Regions from separate parts of the Mus musculus genome. Here region 2 is linked to region 1. The links are chromatin loops, found by intact Hi-C in ENCODE. Cell type or tissue: left cerebral cortex. All regions are shown on one strand. Each heading gives the region's core, and the rest is flanking DNA. Links, peaks and the distances in the headings are about the cores only. Region 1 holds the start of Zcchc14 (zinc finger, CCHC domain containing 14). Region 2 overlaps Gm42048.

Region 1 (5,376 bases), core at 317-5,316:
ACCAACCACTGCATGCCAATGCTCGCTTCCACTCTGGCCTCACTTTAAACAACGTCAAAACGTTCAACCCACAACAAATCCCAGAGTTACCTGCTTTATAAATTTTGTTGGTCATTTTGCCTTTTTGTCTTAAACAGGATCTCATTATTGTGTTCAAGGCTAACCTTGAACTCATGACAAGCTTTCTGCCCCAGCCTTTCAGGGTGACAAACATTATCTCTGGCAGGCCATACTTCTGTGTTTCTTCTTCCCTTGCTAACACTGCCACAGCTAAGGTCTGAAGTCAAAGCCTACAGCCATCTCACTAGTGAGCTCACCCTGATGGGTCCTAGCTCAACTGCTGGGGGTTGAAGGATTTTTCTGAAATCTGACCCTGCTAAGGAAGAGGGAATCCTAAAGAAGAAATTATTTTTCCCGGGCAAAAAATAATTTATAAAAATGTGGGGTTGGAGAATTGGCTCAGCAGTTAAGAGCACTGGCTACTCTTCCAGAAGACCTGGGTTCAATTCCCAGCACCCACATGGCAGTAATTCCAGGCCCATGGACCTGATGCCTTTTTGGTCTTCCACTGGCACCAGGTATGTATGTGGTACAGACACATAGGCAAAAATATTCATACACATAACATGAAAATAAATCTTTTTTTAAAAAATGTATTGTGATCTACCATTAGCCTCCCAGAAGCCAACAGCTGTCCAGTCAACAGACACAGCACAACAGTGTGCCTGCCAATGTTCTAGAAACTACATATCCCAAGTGTGCTCTCAACCCCAAGGCTGAGTGAGTATGGCACACGGGACCAAGGCACAACACAGGATGGAACTTCAGCAAAAACGGCTTCAGAAAAGCAGCCAGACTTGCCACTGCTGGTTCCTGTGCACGCGACACACGGTGCTATGCATCCGACCCTGCTGTGACATGTGAAGCATGGCGGCTCCGATGGGGTTCAAGTGGCGAAGGAGCACATGGCCTTAGAGCTCCACGTGTGGGGAAAGACAGTCACTTGAGAGCTACACAGTCACCCCAGTGGCTCAAGGGGGCCTGCTACAACTCCAGACATGACTCAGCTGCTGCTTGCTGCTGGAGAGATGCCACTAAGAAGATAGGCCATTAAAACAGAGCTTGAGGGTGCTGTGTTGGAGCACACCCACCTAGACAGAAACACACCGAGGAATGAATACAAGGGATGAGAAGAACGCCCTAGAGAAAAAACAGCACCCTCAGGTCACTGATGCAGATGCGGATCTATTCTAGCTCTTCTGGAATGCTAGGGGCTCTTGACAACCATGTGTAGGGGTCAGGGTTAAAAGAGAAACCAAGCAAAGCCATCCACTCCTCACATGATACCCACAGGACAAAAATGCCTCAATTCCTGACCGACCTTTGAACTGTAATGACTTGCAAGAGCTTACCAGACACAAGCAGCCAAGTGGAACTGTAGCCCATCTCAGGCAAGAGCTTACTAGCAGCTTTATTCATAGTCTATGGAGATTGTTGAAAGTCTCCCCAAGGCTAACTCTAGGGCATACATGGCCAAACCATGGTGGGCAGCTCTGGAACTGTACAGCTATCCACCAAAAACAAAACCAGAATCTCAATATAGGCACACCATTTCAGAGCCCCTTAAAGGAAAAAAACCCAAAACAGCAAAACAAAAACAAAACAACAACAACAACCCCACATAGGGCCTCTGGACTGTGTTCTGCCACACAGAGCAGGACAGAACCACAGCTAGCTCCACCTGTCACTGTAACCACAGAACCCAGAGGGCCTGACGCCATGCAGCACGGTTAAGCAGCCCCCAGGCAGTGGCCCGAGGAGCATGCATTAGTGTCAGGCACTCAGGAGTTTACCATGAAGAATAATCTCACCTAAGCCTCAATCCCGACCTCCACCCGCTGGTGAGGAGATGAACAAACAGTACTCAGCCATGAAAGAGAGCAGCGTGCTGCGCTCTTACAAGAGAAGCCTTAAAAGCACGCACGTGAACGTGAACGCAGCCCAGCACACGGCCAAGCACTCACAGTTCCGTTCACACGACTGCCTCAGAGAGGACAAACTCACAGACAGACATTTGGCCGTGTCTCTTGGGGGCTGGGTGGGAGAATGCAGGGACGGCTCACAGGCTCGGGTATCTGAACAAGTTCAACGTTGCTGGCCACACAGCTCTGTACAGCACCCTGACCACAATTCAGAGGGAATGCTATGCTCTCTTGTACCAGCTACCGGACACCAACTTGAGGTGTCAGGGCAGCCTTGAAGTCAGAGCCTCCTTCTTCAGCCTCCTGAGTGCTGGGGTTGGTTACAAGTTGGTACCTCACACCCATTTAAAAGTCTTGATTTAACCTGCTTCCAAAACCAAGGTTTTCTACTAAAAAAAAAAAAAAAAAAAATGCAAGCACTGCTCTCAGCATCCTGAGACCACACCTAAGGGACAGGAAGCACCCAGCAGGGTAAGGCCTGCAGCCCCTCTGCAGCCCCTAATGCTCCCACACCACAGACAGCAAATGGTTTTCTAAAGTAAGCCATGCCTACGTAATGCATCCACAGCTAGGCTTGGTGTGTCCCTATCCTCTCAGCTCTGCAGAGGCTGAGGCAGGAGGATAGCAATTCCCAGGCCAGGGTGAGCAAGACAATGAAACCTTGGTCTTTATTTTATTTTATTTTATTTTATTTACATCCCAAACACTGCCCCCACTTCTAGAGTCCCTCCCCACATTCCCAAAACCTCGGTCTTTAAAATAAATAAACCACACTTTTAAACATCTAGGGCTGCTCTGAACGTTATACATTTAAAATAAAAAGGGAAAAGAAAGCGTAAAGAAGCTTACAATACCAAGCTTTCCAGAAAACTCAGGTAAGAGAAATAAACATTTAAATCAGACAACATCCAAAAACACTCCACACCTTCACTTCTGAGAGCAAAGTCTCAGTCCTAAGTTCAAAACCAAGTGACACAGCTCAGAAAGAAACACAAGAGCCACCTTCTGCTGAGGATGCAGAGGAGGCCGGAGTTCAGTGCTAAGTGGCTCTCGGCTGGACTTCTCCCTCCAAGGATCCCCCTCCAAGTACACACACAATCAGGCTTCAATCTCAGAGCTACAAATGAGCCCAAGTTCAGCTTTGGGGAACAGTCCCTTCGGGAGTGACTCAGAGCCAGGGAAAAGAAAGAGAAATGGACCTGTTTGGATCTGAGCAAGTGAGACCCAGCCTTCATTGCTAAGTCAAGAGCCCCTGTGCCAGGGCCAAACAATGTCCCCCAACTTTCTAAAGAAAACCCCAGCCCTATCAGCCACAGGATTCCTGAAAACTGCAACAGCTGCAAGCTCAGGACGAGAGCCGTTCGGGCAGACAACGCATGGCTCCACAGAACCACTGACAGCCAACATGGCCGGGAAAAACACGGGGAGCACAGCTGCCAGCTGCCCTGTCACCTCTGGAGGACTTCAGCCCAGCCTCCTACAGCACAGGAGACCAAGGCGGGCGACCAGTGCCCAGACCCTGGGGACTAGATTAACTCCATCTCGCCGTGGACTTTTGCCTGAGACAAAGGCCATCTTATACAGGCATTGTGAGGGCTGGCTGCAGTGGGGTGGGGCTCAGTGGCCAAGCACCTGCCTGGCATGCACAAGCTCCAGGCTCCATCCCTAGTACTGTGTGGGTGGGAGAGGACCCAAGACATTTGTTCTAGACACTTCTACTCTGAATTCACTGCCCTGTTAAAAACCAGTCCCCATCTCCTACAGAGCAACCCGGACCTGATGCGTCTGAGCTTCACTCACACAGGGGTCTGGCAGCCCAGGTTGGGAGACAGCAAGCTCCTGCTCGTGGATGAAACTAACCGCAGCTGAGGAGACCACAGAGAGGTGACAGCTGGCTGGCCTGAAGAACTTAACTTTCCTTGGGCCCTGCCTTTCTTGTTGACAGTTGCCTCGCATGCAAGAGGGAAGTGAGGTGGCAAAGTGTATGTATGTAAGAAAAAAGAAGAAGAAAAACCCAAAAAGCTAACCGAAGTCTCAGAGGCAAACGTCAGTGAAAAGATAAGACGCCACAGAAACCCATTCAGGAACCACAACCACTTCTTAGAGGAAGACATTAAAAAGAAGCCACAACTCAAGGTTCAAAGAGAGCTGAAAGAAAAACCGACGGAAGCCCCGACGACCTCACCTTGTTCACCTTGGACAGGGGAAGCTGAGTTAAGAGTTTAAACTTCAAAAGGCTCAGACTGTGGAGCAGCTGGGCAGGAGGCCCGGATGTGGCCTCTGACTACCAAGGACATGGTGTGGGACCTCAATGGCCCTTGGCACTGGTGAGCCTTTCTCTCACAAGAAACCTGGGTTCTTGGCTCCAGGGCTGCTGCCGGCCTCCAAAGGCCCAAATGCACACCGACTCCATCATCCACAACTCCGGGCTGCAGCTGAGAGGGATGGATACTAAAGAAATGAACTCCATCTGCTAGTCACCATGGCCCCCAACCACCCAGCCTTCAGCTTCCACGAGAACCACGTGCTTTACCAGTCCTCAAACATTCGGGCCACAGCTGGCATTTCTGAGTGGACAGTCAAGCTGCCCTTCCTGCCCAGCAAGCTGACATTATCATCCTAAGACCAGATCCCACCTCAGTGAGCTTGGGTTCTCCCCGATGGTGGATCACCACTGACAGCATACCCGCAGACCCGCTGAGGCTGCAAAGCCCCTGTCAAGAGCCAGGCTCTCCAGACAGACACGCTTAGCAGCGTGCACAACCCCCACGATCGCACACGCAGACACGGGTTCCTGTACATCGTACCCCTGCCATGCACGCCCGGGGACACCTGACCCAGACAGGCAGGTGGCAGGGCCCACCTGCGCCCAGGTTCCAGGTCGGTGCAAGTGGACATATCGTTGAGTGTTATGTCACCTAAGAACCGGGATTGACAGGACAAAGGCCTTCTCGTGTCCCCAGCCTGGGCCGTGACACCGAACACACAAAGGGGGCCGCGCGCTGACGCAGGCCTCCGGGTCCCTTAGTAGGTCATCTCCAGGCTGGCCGGTAAAGGACCCCAGCCGCGCTGCCCCACCGCGCGCGCTTGCGCTCACCTTGTGGCAAGCCGAGCAGGTGGGCAGCGCGCCGCTGGGCCCGGGCGCGCTCTTGCCACCGCCACCACCGCCGCCGCCGCCGCCACCGCCGCTGTTCAGGCTGCTCTGGATCTGTGTGAGCTCCTGGCGCAGCACCTGCTTCTGGTGGAAGCTGAAGGCCGGGTGGTTAGAGGCCATGGTGAAGAGCAGGAGGAACTCATCGCCCGTGCGACCCTCGTTGAGCTGCAGCCCGTAGTTGTGGATGATGGAGTCGGTGTGCGTGAGCGTGCGGTACAAGACGCCCGCCGCCTCGCGCTG
Region 2 (5,376 bases), core at 284-5,283, 190 kb after region 1:
ACGTGGGAGGTACTCAATGAGGGGGGTAGGGCTGTATGGACAATCGCTGAGGTACACCCTCTGTGGACTTGGTGGCCTAATCTTTTCCCTGACATCTGTAAGTTGGCTATAGGAGCCCCTCCTGGATGGGACTTGGAGGGGTACTCTGACATTCAGAGGGCACCTTTAACACCCCCTCCGTACGTAGAAAAACATTCGAGAGACCCATGGGGTGGTTGCTCTAACCAAAGGGATAGAAGTATGCTTCGAACCCATCCCTTCTATGTCTGCCCCGGGCCCCACCGAAGTCAGTCCCTCAATCCAACGTGTGGAGGTAAGGCTGACTTCTTTTGTAAGAGCTGGGGTTGCGAGACTTCAGGTACAGCCCGCTGGAAGCCCTCCTCGAGCTGGGACTATATTAGAGTAACAGCCAACTATTCCCTAGCGTCTTATGTACCTGGAGGATTTGACCTAGACGAGTGTACTGACTGGTGCCATCCGCTCCGTGTCACCTTCACTGAACCAGGAAAGAGAGCTCTGGGATGGACAAAAGGGTATACCTGGGGTCTTAGGATTTACAAGGAAAGATATGATGAGAGATTATTGTTCACTATCAGATTAAAAATAAAGACCCCCTACAATCCTTTAGGCCCCCCAACCAAGTTCACACCCCTCACCCATACAATTACTCAGCCTACTCCAGTGATTGCGGACCCCCTTAATATGGCCGCTATCACCCAACCTCCCACTCCTCAGGTACCTCTAACTATTACCCCCGAGATTCCTTCAAGACAGAGGATGTTTAACCTAGTGAGAGGAGCCTTTTATGCCCTTAACAGAACTGATCCAAGCGCTACTGAGGACTGCTGGCTATGCCTGTCCTCGGGTCCGGTCCGCCTTATTATAAAGGAATCGCCTTCAATGGAGATTTCAACAGAACCAGCAGCCATACTTCCTGCTCTTGGGGTACAGGACAAAAACTGACCCTGACTGAAGTATCCGCGAGGAATCCAGGTCTCTGTATAGGTACCCCACCTTCCACTCACAAACACCTATGCGGACAAATTCAGTCCGTGTCCAGAACAGAAGCTGATTACTATCTTGTACCTTCCCCGGTTGGATGGTGGGCTTGCAATACAGGACTTACTCCCTGTGTATCAACTAAGGTTTTTAATTCATCTCATGATTTTTGTGTCATGATCCAGCTGTTACCCCGTGTATATTATCACCCTGCATCCAGTTTAGAAGAAAGCTATGCGGGCCGGCGGTCAAAAAGAGAACCAATTACTTTAACCCTGGCTGCATTCATGGGAATAGGTATGGCAGTAAGAGTGGGGACGGGAGTGTCAGCTTTGATAGAAGGAAGACAGGGAATTCAGTCTTTGAGGGATGCTGTCAATGAAGACCTAGCGACAATAGAGAAGTCCATAGACGCTTTAAAAAAATCTTTGACCTCCCTGTCTGAGGTAGTTTTACAGAACAGGAGAGGTCTTGATTTGTTGTTCCTAAAGGAAGGAAGACTGTGTGCTGCCCTTAAAGAAGAGTGCTGCTTCTATGCAGATCATACAGGAATAGTTAGAGACTCTATGCAGAAACTGAGAGAAAGATTAGAGCGAAGGAAACGGGAACGGGATGCTCAACGGGGGTGGTTTGAGTCGTGGTTTGAATCACGACCATCTTGGATAACTTCTTTAATTTCCGCTGTAGCCGGACCAATCCTTATGATATGCTTAGCTTTAGTTTTCGGCCCTTGTATAATAAATAGAGGAATGGCTTTCATCCAGAGTAAAATTGATACAGTAAAACTCATGGTTCTTCAAAGGCAATATCAACCTATAGTTCAGGTAGATGAAGAGTTAAGGGACACCGACCTCTAAAATTCTATGATTAGAATTAGTCTAAACAGAAAAAGAGGGGAATGAAAGGAAATAAAACTGTAATTCATGTAATGTATGTTAAATAGCCCAAAGAGTTGTTTCTGAGCTTTGAAACCTGGGGCTGAGAACATAGCAGAACAGACCAGGACATGCCCGGGCAAGCCCATCGCCTCCCTAGCTCCCACCCCTCTGACCTAAGTTAAATGTTACAGGCTGCTGATGTTTAAATGGACCAATCATGTGAAACCGCGCCAATTCCTCCCCCAGCCCCACTCCTTTTCTATAAAACCCCCTAGCTTCCAAGCCTCGTGGTCGAATCCACTGTCTCCTGTTGTGTGAGATACGTTTCGACCCGGAGCTCCGCCATTAAAAAACCTCTTGTTGTTACATCAAGGTGTTGTGTTCTATTCGTGATTCTTGGGTGCACGCCGAATCGGGAGCTGAGTGGGGGTTTCCCCACTGAGTTCTTTCAATTGGAAGGCTGAGTCGCTTCATTTAACTGGAAGTTCTACAGCGTGAGGCATCATTTTAGGCCACAGGAGGCACACCAGAGAGCAGGCTTTCTTCTATCCAGACAGATAAACATATGAAGACATCGGCCAAAGGAACCAAGTAAGAAAGGGGGTGGGTAGGGATAGGCAGATGGTTCAGGAGTTAAGAGCTGACTCACTGGGTCAGTCAGCTAGCACTGACATTGTGAGCCACGACCATCTGTAACTTCTGTACGGGGATCTAGCGCCCTCTCCTGGCTTCCTCGGGCACTGCACCTGCAGCCGTGGTGCATAGACCTGCACACAGGCAAAGCACTCATACTCATAAAACAAGAATAAATCTTTTAAAGAACAAGAGGAGAAGGAGGAGGAGGAGAAGGTGGCGGCGACAGCTGGATGATGGTGGTTCATGTCTTTAATTCCAGCACTCAAGAGGCAGAGGCAGATGGATCTCTGGGTTCAAGGTCAGCCTGGTTTACAGAGCAAGTTCCAGGACAGCCAGGGATACACAGAGAAACCCTGTGTAAAAGCAAAATAAAATAACAAGAAGAAAGGAAAGAAAGAAAGAGGAGTGAAATGCAGAAGCGAACCCATGTAGCAGATGTGATGTCTCACTTCCTAGTTGTTTAGGGAGGATATGAATCCAGCTGTGCATTGCAAAGAAAGCTGAATTCTTCCTCTTTAGAGCCTTATTTAGCGACCTACGATCTGGAGATCCCTGTGTTATCCCTGGGCCTAGCGCAAGCTAGGCAGGTGCTAGCCATGTGCTCTTCCACTCGCCTGCATCCCAGCATCGCCCATAGTCTTTTTGTTACTTATGTCTAGTTTCTGCTTTTGTAGCAGGAGAGCACACTGTTGTTTCTGGTCCTTTCCAATGTGTCAGTGAGTTAGAGTGTGTTCAGTGTGCCCCTGGGGTGGCTGATTCTGCCACTGTCTTCTGCAGGTGTCCTGTGTGGTTGAATAACTGGTCTATTGGAAACTCACTGTTTAGATTTTCTATGGCAATACTTCTCAACCTTCCTAATGCTGCAACCTTTTAATACAGTTCCTCATATTGTGGTGACCCCCAACCATACAATTATTTTCCATCCCTGTGAAAGGCTCATGTACTCCCCTAGGAATTGTGACCCACAAATTGAGAACCACTGCCCTATGTCCTTATATATTGTTGTTGAAATCTTCTACTTGTTTGAGTCAAATCCAGAGATGGGAAATAGTATAATTTCCCACCATAGGAAAGATGTATCCACTTATTCTCTGTAAACAACAAGCATGTGCTTGAAGTGTGCACGTGTGGCTAAACGGGGACAGACAGCTGCTGGGAGACAGAAGGGACACACGCTCGCCCTGGCCTCTGGGAGGGTACAGCAGCTCAGGCTGGAGAATGGAGGATAAGCAGAGAGTTCATGAGTCTGGGAGTTCCAAACTGGAAATCCATGTGCAGGTGAGTGCATGAGTGCATGTGTGCACATGTGAGCAAGTGAGTGCACATGTGTGCGAGCGAGTGCATGTGTGTGCAAGTTAGTGCAGATCTGAAGGAGGACAAAGGGGACACTAGTCCTGCAGAAGCTGGGATTACAGGCAGTTGTGAGCCACCTGGGAACAGAGCTCAGGTCTCTTCGTGGACATACAGTATCTCTTAACCTCAGACCCAATTGACCAATCAGGTAAGCCAGCTCTTTGGTTTTTTAAAAAGATTTGTTTGTTTGTTTATTTATTTATTTATTTATTTATTTAATGTACATGAGTACACTGCCGCTGTCTTCGGAGACACCAGAAGAGGGCATCAGATCCCATTACAGATGGTTGTGAGCCCACCGTGTGGTTGCTGGGACTTGAACTCAGGACCTCTGGAAGAGCAGCCAGTGCTCTTAACCGCTGAGCCATGTCTCCAGTGCCAGTAAGTCATCCTTTTTAAATAAACATTTTTCAAGCTTCTTGTTATAGAGTTGCATATGGTTACCTTCTAAATAAAAGAATAAGATGACAAATAAAAGTGTAGAATTAAATATGCAATGGCCTATATGTCTGTTACGAGGCCACCACAACAGCTGCAAAACCACCTCTACCCCCAGAAACTTCCCTGTACTCTTATCTAGCCTTCCCCTCTGTATCCCTGTCCCAGGGTGCTCACAGGCAGTGATTACTTATCATTCTCAGGATGTTAGAAATGCAGTCATAAAGTGGACACCTTTGATGAGGACCTTTAGGACTCTGGCTTCTTTCACCGAATCTGATTGTTTTGAGAGTTGCAGGTTTACCTGTGAGTGTTACTGTTTCAATTCCCCATTCTCATTTTCATTCTCTCTCATATTCTCTCTCTCTCTCTCTCTCTCTCTCTCTCTCTCTCTCTCTCTCTCAATCTCCCTCCCTCCCTCCCTCCCTCTCTCCCTCCCTCCCTCTCCCAGGCCCCTCTTGTGAAAGGAATCAAACTCAGCGCCTCCTGCATGCTAGACAAGCACTCTACCACTGAATCTCCATCAAGCCTAGCAATTCTCTGTGTGCAAACAGACCGTCGTCCCTCATTTATCGCTGCACCACTCGGTGTGGATTTGAGCTGCCAGCTGCTTCCAACTTGAAGGTGTATTATTACTAAAATCTCTGCTTTGAACAACCTGAGCATGACTCTTATAGATATGTGCTTTCATAACTTTGGGCGGGTGTTTAGGAGCAGAGTGGCTAGATCATAGCTAGTTTTGTGTGTGTGTGTGTGTGTGTGTGTGTGTGTGTGTGTGTGTGTGTGTGTGTTCATGTAATCCTTTAACTGCCCAACCATTTTTCTAATGTGACTAATAGGTTTTCTTTGATGAAGAAATAAGTCAATTTGGGCTGGAGAGATGGCTCAGTGGTTAAGAGCACTGACTGCTCTTCCAAAGGTCCTGAGTTCAATTCCCAGCCACCACATGGTGGATCACAACCATCTATAACGGGATCCGATGCCCTCTTCTGGTGTGTCTGATGACAGTGACAGTTTACATATATATATATGTATATATATATAATGAATAGGGGGCTGGAGAGATGGCTCA

Evidence for each region. Peaks named below come from ENCODE experiments on the same cell type or tissue, not always from the same donor. Only the 100,000 strongest peaks of a DNase experiment are listed, where the experiment ranks them.
Region 2: it touches region 1 in a loop (2.9-fold over the local background); 1 of 42 quality-filtered maps calls a loop at or near these places.

Annotation. Positions count from the first base shown.
Region 1 is chr8:121,646,646-121,652,021 of GRCm38, forward strand. Zcchc14 (zinc finger, CCHC domain containing 14) reads right to left here and starts at 5,288. Exons shown (of 13, transcript NM_080855.2): 1 at 5,080-5,288. The coding sequence starts at 5,256. In left cerebral cortex, for the core only: no CTCF peak of the experiment used is centred there; DNase peaks (open chromatin) are centred at 1,107, 2,001, 3,084, 3,702 and 2 more places; H3K4me3 peaks cover 3,678 bases; H3K27ac peaks cover 868 bases.
Region 2 is chr8:121,838,937-121,844,312 of GRCm38, forward strand. Gm42048 reads left to right here. Exons shown (of 4, transcript XM_030243893.1): 2 at 1-2,468; 3 at 4,096-4,247; 4 at 4,756-4,966. Among named protein-coding and RNA genes, the nearest start is that of Gm42048, 7.6 kb to the left of the region's middle. In left cerebral cortex, for the core only: a CTCF peak has its summit at 2,604 (motif pointing left); a DNase peak (open chromatin) is centred at 2,587.